Regions from separate parts of the Homo sapiens genome. Here region 2 is linked to region 1. Evidence: chromatin contacts called from ENCODE Hi-C or POLR2A ChIA-PET data. All regions are on one chromosome and are shown on one strand. Each heading gives the region's core, a stretch centred on a gene start or an enhancer-like site at or near the end of the contact. The rest is flanking DNA. Distances are from core to core; before and after follow the strand shown.

What was found. A loop is a pair of places that touch in the nucleus more often than their neighbours do. ChIA-PET counts read pairs that join two places held with the same protein, here RNA polymerase II (POLR2A). Pooled maps may share reads with other maps.
Region 2: a map of PC-3 shows a loop between it and region 1 (8-fold over the local background). The contact joins two enhancer-like sites. A Hi-C loop is called at or near these places in 2 of 168 maps with a recorded cell type or tissue (MCF 10A and PC-3) and 4 of 50 pooled maps. POLR2A ChIA-PET finds 5 or more read pairs at or near these places in 3 of 52 experiments (MCF 10A, PC-9 and activated naive CD4-positive, alpha-beta T cell).

What each region holds. Positions count from the first base shown.
Region 1 is chr12:93,621,722-93,627,525 of GRCh38, reverse strand. It overlaps a transcript of SOCS2 not described here. Among named protein-coding and RNA genes, the nearest start is that of SOCS2, 52 kb to the right of the region's middle. RefSeq lists an enhancer at 1,773-2,972. Within about 2 kb of position 2,390, at least 7 of the 41 ENCODE cell types and tissues checked have a DNase peak (open chromatin) inside an H3K27ac peak, as active enhancers do; they include PC-3 and PC-9, where a contact is called at or near this core.
Region 2 is chr12:93,738,828-93,744,631 of GRCh38, reverse strand. The region is part of intron 2 of CRADD (CARD and death domain containing adaptor protein); the gene reads right to left. Among named protein-coding and RNA genes, the nearest start is that of CRADD-AS1, 3.9 kb to the right of the region's middle. RefSeq lists silencers at 2,025-2,114, 2,145-2,314 and enhancers at 1,401-2,357, 2,358-3,314. Within about 2 kb of position 2,276, at least 32 of the 41 ENCODE cell types and tissues checked have a DNase peak (open chromatin) inside an H3K27ac peak, as active enhancers do; they include PC-3 and PC-9, where a contact is called at or near this core.

The DNA of each region.
Region 1 (5,804 bases), core at 1,141-3,640:
CTTCTTTGTATAGTTCTGCATTTCCTAAATTCTCTATTACCATATAATGTTATGTTATCAGAGAGTTATAAATATTTCAAAATAATTATTTACTCATTCAACAAATACTTTGTAAACACTTTCCAGGAGATAAGCACTGAGATTCAGAAAATAATGTAAGTCCCTCCTTGTGTTAGGCCATTCTCGCATTACTATAAAGGAATACCTGAGACTGGGTAATTTATAAAGAAATGAGGTTTAGTTGGCTCACAGTTCTGCAGGCTGTACAGGAATCATAGTGCCAGCATCAGCTTCAGGGGAGGCCTCAAGAAGCCTACAATCATGGTGGAAAGCAAAGGGGAATAGGCATCTCACAAGGCGGGAGGAGGAGCAAGACTGGGGAGGTGCCACACATTTATAAATGACCTGATCTTGTGAGAACTCACTATCACCAGTGCAGCCGCAAACCATGAGGGATCCACCCCATGACCCAAACACCTCCCACCAGACCTCATCTCCAACATTGGAGATTACCATTCAACATGAGATTTGGTGGGGACATATATTCAAACTATATCAACAAGCATGGCACCAACATCTGCTCAGCTTCTAGTGAGGGCCTCAGGAAGCTTACAGTCATGATGGAAGGTCAAGTGGGAGCAAGGTGAGGGTGTTGTGCCACACTTTTTTAAACAACCAGACCCTGTGTGAACTCAGAATAAGAACTTACTTATCACCAAGAAGATGTGCTAACCGCTTAATGAAGGATACGCCCTCATGATCCAATTGCCTCCCATCAGGCCCCACCTCCAACATTGGGAATCACATTTCAACATGAGATTTGGAGGGGATAAACATCCAAACCATATCACTCCTCTCATAAACCTCAAAAAGTAAGGCAGATGACATGAAGGTTTAGAGAGTGCTGTAACACAGTTGCATACAAGGTACAGTGGTGGATGAAAAGTTCTGGTGCTATTTGGAAAGGTAAGAAGGCTGTAGGGGGGTTAAAACAAAAAAAGCTTGAGTTGAGTCTTGAAGGATACGTAGGGGTTCTCCAGGTGGATGAGGTGGAGAAGGGCATTCTGGGAAGAGAACAGTATGTTCAGAGGCTCTGATGTAAAGTATCCTGACCTGCTTGGTAATTGTGTGATTCGTTAGGTATGTCTGGATTTTAAAGCCTGTTGGGAGGTTGCAGTGGGGGTAGAGGGAGGCCAGCAAGATAAGGCTAGTAGGGTGAGCTGTGCTAAGGGGGGAGGACTGAGCACATTCAGCAAAGGTAGCGTTCTATTGCATTTATGGCTGCATTCAGCAGAGACCAGACATTACCTTAAGAAGCCTTCAAGGAGTACATTGTTAAGAGAGAACGGCATCTGTGGGATAAATAGAAAGAGGCTCATTTTACTTTAACTACACCCCAGAAAGATCTAAGCAATGATCTCAGGCTGGAAAGAACCAAACCTTTGGCAGAACCGTCTAAAACCCAGGCGCTGAGGATTTGCCGTGGTGTCCACCTTGGGTCCCAATTGCTTCTGTTGTTGCTTTTATCAGGCCTTTTTCTCATGGTTACTGAGCACCCAGTATTTGCAGGCCTGCTTTAAAATAACAAGATAGAGTATCACCACTACCTCAGTTAGTCTCATTATTGAGGGATTTCAGATACAGGGTTCTGACGCAGAGCAACTGAAGGTAGCAAAGCAAACAACACAATGTGCTAAGAGAGCAGTTTCCCTTTTACAAAATAGTAATGATATGGAATTATTTTCACCAAGTAATTCTCTTTTTTTTTTTTTTTTTTTTTGAGATGGTCTCACCCTGTTGCCCAGGCTGGAGTGCAGTGGCGTGATCTCAGCTCATTGCAACCTCCGCCTCCCAGGTTCAAGCAATTCTCCTGCCTCAGCCTCCCGAGTAGCTAAGATTACAGGCACGTGCCACCACACCCAGCTAATTTTTGTGTTTTTAGTAGAGACTGGGTTTCACCATGTTGGCCAGGCTGGTCTCAAACTCCTGACCTCTGGTGATCCACTCGCCTGGGCCTCCCAAAGTGCTGAGATTACAAATGTGAGCCACCGCGCCCGGCCCTCAATAAATTCGTAAGCTTTGAAGGGCTGAATCCTGAGTTTGACAATTTTGGCTAAACCTGGGACTTGGTTAAAGACTAAGTAACTGTACCTTTATTTCAATTGCATGAACTAGAAAACTACAAAACAAGTGAAGACATGCACTGAGAAAGTGGAGTATACTATGACGGTAAATAGAAACTTTTTTTAGCATTTTAATGACAGAGAGAGATTGTGTGTGTATGACACATCAACAACAAATAAATAAAAGAACTGGTGAGGATAGATGAGTCACTGAGAATGTTTAAAACTATTTGGCTCCCCCAGGAGATGACCAGATAGTCAGTGAATGATTCAGCATGGGAAATAACCAGTAAGAGCAAATGCGAATGCTAAAGGGATATGAAAGAAATCTCAGAGATGGGGAAAACACTGGGGTCTTCACTTGCCACTGAGAGTTTTAAAAAGATTATCTCAGGGGATTAGTAAAAGGCAGGGCTTCAACCTGCTTGTTCTAAAGGTAGCTCATAAGGTATAGTCGAGAAAGAACAGGAAGAAGCATTAGTCACTATATTTAGCTATTAACCCAAGAAGATTGTTTCCACAAAGAAACCTCTTGTTAGGTCTTGTTTTAGGGTTCTATCTTTAGTATGAAATCAGAAACAACTTTGCCCACACAGTGGCATACTGTGTACTTCTACTTATTTTACCCTGCCCCCAACTTAATGGGAGCAACTTAATGGGTTCCAGCAATTTCTGATGCCTGCAGCATTCATGTATCACACTCTGTTCTGCTCTTATAAAACAGTGCCTTCCAGAGTGACTTGGGTGATGAGTATTGTCTTAGTCTGTTTGTGCTGCTATAACAAAACACCTAAGAACTGGTAATTAACACATAATAGATTTTTTTTTTTTTTTAGATGGAGTCTCTCTCTGTTGCCAGGCTGAGTGCAGTGGTGCAATCTCGGCTCACTACAACCTCCGCCTCCCGGATTCAAGTGATTCTCCTGCCTCAGCCTCCCTAGTAGCTGGGACTACAGGTGCCTGCCACCACACCTGGCTAATTTTTTGTATTTTAAGTAGAGACAAGGTTTCACCATGTTGGTCAGGATGATCTCAATCTCTTGACCTCGTGATCCACCCGCCTTGGCCTCCCAGAGTGCTGGGATTACAGGCGTGAGCCACTGCGCTTGGCCAGAAATGTATTTTTCATAGTTCTGGAAGCTGGGAAGTCCAAAGTCAAAGCGCTGGCAGGTTTCGTGTCTGGTGAGGGCCTAGTCTTTGCTTTCAAGATGGCACCTTGACCTCTGTGTCCTCATGTGGTGGAAGGGATGGAAGGATAACAAGGGACAAACACTAGTTTCCTCCAGACCTTTTACAAGGCGGCTAATCCCATTCATGAGGCTTTCACTCTCATGACTTAATTACCTCCTAAAGACCCCACCTATTAATATTCGTGATTAAGACCAGGCGCAGTGGCTCAGGCTGGGTGGGGTGGCTCACACCTGTAATCCCAGCACTTTGGGAGGCTGACGTGGGTGATCACCTGAGGTCAGGAGTTCAAGACCAGCCGGGCCAACAAGACAAAACCCTGTCTTTACTAAAAATACAAAAATTAGCTGGACATGGTGGTGTGTGCCTGTAATCCCAGCTATTTGGGAGGCTGAGGCAGGAGAATCGCTTGAGCTCGGGAGGCGGAGGTTGCAGTGAGCTGAGATCGCGATTGCACTCCTGCGTGGGCAGCAGAGCGAGACCCTGTCTCAAAAAAAAAAAAATTCATGATTAAATGTCAACTTGTGAATTTTAGAGGATGCATTTAGACCACAGCTAGTACCTAGAGGGTAGTGCCCATGTCTCTATACAGCATTTTAAATGGCATCTTACATGTTCACCCAGAGACACCATAAATATTGGTTGGTGCTTGTGTAAGTCCGTTTTCACACTGCTATAAAGAACTTCCCGGTGCAGCACACCAGCATGGCACATGTATACATATGTAACTAACCTGCACATTGTGCACATGTACCCTAAAACGTAAAGTATAATAATAATAAATTAAAAAATAATGATAATAAATAAATAAATAAAAAGAACTTCCCTGAGACTGGGTAATTTATAAAGGAAAGAGGTTTAATTGATTCACAGTTCCACATGGCTAGGGAGGCCTCAGGAAACTTATAATCATGGCTGCAGGTGAAGGGGAAGCAAGGCACGTCTTACATGGCAGCAGGAGAAAGGAGTGAGTGAGAGGAGGAAAACTTCTTGGCACTTAAACCATCAGATCTCGTGAGAACTCCCTCACTATCACGAGACCAGCCTGGGAGAAGCTGCCCCCATGATCCAATTGCTTCCCACCAGGCCCTTCCCTGACATTTGGGGGTTACAATTCGAGATGAGACTTGGGTGGGGACAAAGAGCCAAATGCTATCAGTGCTGCAGGTTATCCAGGCAAGAGTAAATATCCTTGTTGAATTTCAAACTCTAAACAGCAAAGTTATCATGCTACTTTGAACCTAAAATGGATTCCTTTTTTAAGAACTGAAAGTGATTTTTTTATTTTAAAAAATCCACCTAAACTAGTCATGGCTCAAACCTTCCATAAGTTTATAGGGCTGAATCCTGAACTTGACATACAGATTCCATTATCCAGTTGCCCTCAGTTAGGTAAATAGGTGGAGGAAGCTGGGTGTGTGTGCTTGAGCGATTTCTGAGTGAGATGTGCCTGGCAGTCTTGGCCTGTTCACTACCCCTTGCCTCATCCCTCTTATAGGCACATCCTGCCTTCCCACTTAAGGGCAGGAAGTGTGAGACCAGCTTTCCTAGGCTTTCTTCCAACCAGAGTATTGGCATAGAAGCCAGTCTTGGCCAATTGTGAGCTCAGGAGACACTCAGCTAGGGTTTTTTTGTTTTGTTTTAAAGGTTTCCTTTATAAGGAAAAGAGACCAGTAAAAAGACATCTCTTCTTCACTGGTCGTGTATCTGCATGTGACATGTGTGAGCCTTTGGAGGCATCAGTAGGTATGAGTGCAGCATCATAGCTGACATGCCAATGATGTCAGAGAGGACAGGTGGAAGACATTAACAGTAAAGGAGCAAGAGTCTCCGACAACACTTTTGTGCCTCTGTATGAAACCTGGAACTACCCTACCTCAGACCTCTTAATTGAGATATAAATTCTTAGTTGAAGCGACTATTAGTTGGGTCTTCTATCACTCACCACTGACATCATCCCCACAGAATCAGGGCACACTACCAAGGTGCATTCCTTATCTAAAGAAATCAGCAGCCCTCAGCTCCTGTGGGTTGCTGTCAGATAAGGATTTTACAAGAAGAGCCAGAAATCAAGATTTTTGTATAAAACTCCAGAGTTTTAAATGTTGGCTCAAACTAAAGAAAATTGTGCAGGCCAAACAAAACATATCTGCAGGCCAAGTTCAACCTACAGGCTGACAATTTTCAGCCTCAATCTAAGTAAGAGTTGTTGTAAGAACTAAATTAAATGAGTTTAAAATAAGATCAGTAATAATAATAGCAAGTACTCACATCACACTTAATATGTGTCAGGCACTATTCTGCTCGCTTCACCACTTTGGTGTTCATATGTTAACTGATTTAAGTCTCAGAACAACCTTATGAGGGAGGTGTAATTACTACCTCTATGTTACAGATAAAGAAAGTAAGGATAAGAGGTGTTAAGTAGGCTGGGCATGGCAGCTCATGCTTATAGTCCTAGCACTCACTTTGGAAGGCCAAGGTGGGAGGATT
Region 2 (5,804 bases), core at 1,027-3,526, 120 kb before region 1:
CCCAGAGGGGTATGGTAAGCAGAATGTCAAAGATCTCTCCCGAGAAGTCCCATTACCCAGTTATTCAATCATGCACTTAACTAGGTACTGCTATGAAGGGACACTGCAAGTGTGATTAAGGTTACTAATAAGTTGACTAGCGAGATTAGCCTGGATTATCCAGTTGGGCCACTGTAATCACATGCCCTTTAAAAGTAGAAGAGAAACACATTAGGGGAAGGCAGGGAAATCTAAAGCAAATTCTGCACACTGTGGCTGCCTTTGAAGATGTAGATGGGCAACCTCTAGAAGACCCTTGGTAACAGCCAGCAGTTAGTGCTCTCCAAGAAAGGCAACTGGGCCCCCAGTACAACTACCACATGGAACTAAATTCTGCCAGTGAGCCTGGAAGTGGATTCTCCCCTGGAAGGCCTACAGGTACAAGTCCAGGCCTGCTGCTCCCTTTACTTCAGCCTTGTGAAGGCCCTGGGCACAGAAGCCAGGAGAGCCATCCTGTGCCAAGCTTCTGACCCACAGAAATGATGAGAAAATAAATGGATATGGTAAGCCACTACATTTGTGGTAATCTGTTATGCCCGTAATAGAAAACGAATACAAGGGGTAAAGCAAAAAAGAACCAAAAATGAGCACATAAGAGTCTGTTAAACTCATTTATCTTTATTTAGTGATTTCAGCTAAAGCACAATAAATTACATAGAAACTAAAAATAAAATAGAAAACAAAACTACCATAACAGAGAACAGGATATAAGTGTGAAATAATCAAAGGAATTTTTAAAATAAAAAAAAATGTTGCTAACATAACATTTTATTGCATAATTTCAAGCACTACCTTGAAATTGGAAATTTTGCCATTGTTTCTAAACAATTCAAAAGAAGATGCATAAAGCAAGGATCTGGAGCCCAATATGTGATCATAGTTGCCCTGAATATAAGAAGAGAACACTCATCACGGTCTTCAAGCATGCACCACCCTCACTAAAATATATGAGTAAGAATAATTTTAGGCTTTTATTATTGAAGGGACAGTAAGAATAATTACACAGGGAATTCAGCTTACTATAAGGAATAATGTTCTATTCGAGACCAGCCTGGGCAACATGGCGAAACCAAATCTTTACTAAAAAATACAAAACTTAACCAGACGGTGACGAGGGCCTGTGGTCCCAGGTGCTGGGGAGGCTGAAGTGGGAGGATCGCTTAAGCCTAGGAGGTGGTGGTTGCAGTGAACTGAGTTGGACCCACTGCACTCCGGCCTGGATGACAGAGCAAGACCCTGTCTCAAACAAACAAACAAAAAGAAATAGCATCCTAGTAATTACGGCTCTCCAGCAATGGTATAGACTGCTTCGAAAAGCAGAAATGTTATAAAAAGATCCCTAGAATCCCATAGAAAAATTGGCCTAAAAAACCTCTATATTGTAACTCCAAAATTCTGATTCCATTAACTTAGTAACACAGGGAATACTGGCATTATCGGAGTACTAGTTAAGTTACTATTACTCTATACGCCACATTAATTCATTAAATTTAATATTAGGTATGCAGGACAATTGTCATAGCAACATAAATTATTAGCATTACAAGTTCCTAAACAGAAATATGCATAATACTAAAACGAAACTATTTTAAAGGGCAGACATTTATTTTTAATTCTGCAGGATTTCTTTTCAAAAGTGAACTTTGGTGTAGCCTCTGGTCTGGGGCGGAAGATGAGAATGGGAGGGCAGCCTGACCCCCCTCCTGATAAGGAAGGACCCAGCGCATAACCTGTTCAGGATCTGGAGCCGCACAAACACCTGACTCGCCCCTTCAAAACAAGATCCGCGGAATGGCTCGGGACACAACAAGAAATTGCCGGCAACCTGTGACGGCTCATTTTTACCGACAGTGGGAGGCGGGCAGTCGGAAGGAATGCCCATTTCTCCGGTGTTCCTTCCCAGAAGCAAAAGAACGTGTTTGTTTATGCAAGATTTACGTTTCACTCAGGTTTGGGTTGGGTTTGTTTCCTGGAGATGGAGCTGAGTTTCCCTGGTTTTGCTGGAGTGAGGACAAGCTGATCGCTCCGTATTTACCTTTCACTTGAGCCAAATTGGACAAATGCAAATAAACAGGTCTTGCAGGCGCCCCCCGGCAGTCGGCGCCGCCTCCCCGCGCTGGGCTGGGCAGCCGGGGCCCGCAGAGGCAGCCGGCGCCCTAGGGCGGCTGGGGCCGCGCGCCTCCCTGCCCCGCTGCGCGGCCCGCGGGTGCCCGGCCAAGCGCTGGCTTATCTGCAGCTCCCACAGCGCCCCCGCACTCACCAGTTCCTAGAGCAGGGATTCCGAGAAAAAAGAAAGAGCCGGGTTCCCTAGAAACATTAAATTAACACAAGGGATCTGGAAACAAAACAGCAGATGCCTCAAAGCCTTCTCCTTGACGGCTTCCTGCCTTCTTGGAAAATCTTTGCATTAAAATAGATTGAATTACCCTGCTCTGCCAGATGCTGCTCGGGAACTTCATTTTGGGCTAACATGAAAGGAGAGTTTGACATCTTTTAAAGGATTTTTCTTTTCGAGGTGGTTTGAGGGGCGCCTTTGGGTTGCTGACATTAGCAAGGACCCAAGGCTGAGCTTTTTGCATTACAGTCGAGAACTTTCCATAACAATGGCTAGCAAATCAGATAACAAAGATCATGGCGTGTAGAGGAGACGCGGTGGAGCATAGAATGAGCACTAAGGGTTCAGAAGCCGAGGTTGCTGTCTCTGGGAAGAGCCTAGAAAGAGCACAGGCCAGCCGCCTCCTTTTACAGGGGAGAAAATGTCTTTTATTTCTAAGCCTACTTATTTTGACCATAGCTATGAGAACTATCTAATGGCATTTCCAGAGAGTCACAAACAAGCAGAAAGGCTTGTGAGTAGTATTTTATCAGCCTCTTTGTTCTAAAGCCCATCGTCTAACCTCCACCGACCCCTATCTACAAATTAATCAGACCATATAATTTGTAAATTCAAACCCAGATTAATAACCACACACCTTGAACAGTGGGTCTTCAGCACAGAGTGTATTCCACTTTCCTGTCATGTTAACTTTCATATTTAAAGAATTTTGGTAGCTGAGAACAAGATCCAAAGCTTCCTATGAGGTATCAGGATTTTACAGAGTAAATTGTTTTTACTGGAGTAGGATCTTCTTTGACATTTTAACTTTTTTTCATGATAACCTTTAGGAAAGGACGCTATAATCCTTAGTCGCTAATTTATATGTGTCATGCTTTCTAGTAAACTGGAAAATAACCTACATTCTTAAAAGGATTCTATGCTTATCCCAAATTTAGGAGCACAAGATGGGGGAGAAGTATATTACAACAAGATACTCTAAACACAAATAAAATTAAATATCCTTGCCTAAGCATGAAAGCAATAAAACTCATCTTAAAGCAATGCAGTCAGACAAAATCATTGCATCTGTAATAAGGGTAAGTACACAACTCCGGGAGTTAGCAGCCCTAAATATTTCTGTTCTAATGACACACAAGAGATACACAAAATCTATCATTCCTCCCTGATGTACGAAAAAATAAAGGGCAATTTCATAACACCTTTGGTGCTTTCTAACTTAATAGCTGGCCTTCAGGAAAAGCAAGTATAATTTTTGAGTGTTTATAAGAAAGCAAAGGAAAATGTTGCAAAAAATTACTTGGCTCAAAGGCCACAGAGAAAGCCGGAATCTGCAGGACTCACCAAGCTACACAGCTGTTTTAAAACCGAAAGTCAAACAGCTTTTAAAAGGTATTAAGTATTTTCTACAACAAAATCATCAAATATACATACTTCTTTTTATCCTGCAAATAGACATTTTATTTCTATTAGAAAAAAACTATAGTTACACAAACAATAACTAGACTGCTGTAATAAATATAACTAGCCACATAATACTAGTCAACGCTGGCTTTTTAAAAGATTACCAGAGAATTTCAAAATGATTCTGAATGATCAAGTGTGACTCGTATATTTTTTAGGTAGGCATTGATGTTAAGAATATGGCTTTCACAGAAATAGAATCCAATTTATCTTATTTCCATATATTAATCATGGCAACAAATAAAAATGATGACAAAAATCACTAAGATAGTTTCTTTAAATTTTTTTAAATTAAAAACCAAAACCTTAGGTAAATCTGACAATCCTCCCCCAAAATTGGTTTTCGAAAAAAAGTCTTCAGGTCATAGAAAAAATGTAGATGGCTTATAACCCTTAGAATTCCTTTTAGTTAATGAGAATCTCATTTTTGGAATTTCTTCAAACTTAACTGAAATGTTAATGAAAAAGAGAAATATTTAGATGTTGAGAAAAAAAGTTGTTCTAATTATTCTGCTTCACTATCTCATTTCAGCTCATCAAAGTTAAATAGCTAATAAACAACTGGTCTGTTTTGGCAGATTTTTTTTCTATTTTAAAATTCATTACTAAACAGATGAGGTTACTGCTAGTTAAAATTCTGAATCCAAATGCCATACATGCTGTTGTAAAAACTGTGCAGTTTTAAATATATTTTTACTTCTATATATTTTTGAATCTTTAGCCAAACTCCTCCAATAAAGTTTTAGTTTATGATGTTTTCTAAAATAAAAACATTTGTATTTTATGCTATAAAAATCAATAAATGTCTTCTAAAGTTAGGTGCTCCAAAATAAATGATTCAAAAGTTTTAATGAAAGCCCTCTTATAATTAAAGAAGGTGATTGGTAATGAGGAGGAAAATGGGAGGCATATTTACAATAAATCAAAAGCAGAATTGTGATTAATGGGCTCCACAATGATTATTAATGTTCTCCCTATAAAATATTGATGTTTGCATTAATTTAAAAGTACAGACTGGGTTTTTTGCTTTGTTAAATGAAAAATAATTTTTTTCCTATTTTAAAATGAGAATGACTATTTTAAAAACAGAAGACTATGTCCAAGATCTTTCCCTTTCCCCATTTCAAAATTATGAGTTTTCTTTTTGTCTTTCTGAATTCTTGAAATCCAGTGACATTGTCATAGCTCTGAGAACCAAAATAATAGAAACCACTAACTGTAGGAGACAGCCTTGATGCTTTTGATTATATTTTCCTAGAAAGATTTTTATGATATTTAATCTTAATAGCTTTTTTTTTTTAGGAACTCCTCTAATGCCAATAAATGAGAATCTAAATCTCAGGAGTTTAGGCAAATTTAGCCCATCAGCATAGCCTAAAAACAGGATAATTTAATAAAACCTAAATAATACATTAGTTTTTAAATAATATGTTATATACTTTAGATATATATATATATATCCTGTTAAGATTAGTGGGTACCAACCTCATATCTGTATTGGAAATAAGCAGGGTGCAGATTTTTAAAAGGAAAAGAGGCTACACTACTACTCAAAGTCTCCTCAACATTTGGATGCAGGAGAGAAATGGAAAGAAAGTCGAGTTCATCAGGGCTGGTGCCCATCCCATGGCACTACACTTCCTCCTATCCCCTGACCACTGCCAAGTTTGGTCAGGATAGGTGGCTTCGTGTCTCTACATAGTCAGATACCTGTGTATTTTGCTGGGAGAAGGGGAAAAAAAATAAACAAATAAAAATAAAACTCTCTATTCCCAAACTCCCTGCATCCTTTCAAAGTCACATTTTATTAATGGAAATTAAAATGATGAAGAAAGAAACCATTAGTAACCTAAATGATAAGTTTCCCCTTAAAGACACATTTTAACACCAACAAGAGGACTTTCTTCTTTCACTTTCTTCCTTCCTTCCTTTCCTCGTTTCTCTCTCTCCCTCTCTTTCCTTCTTT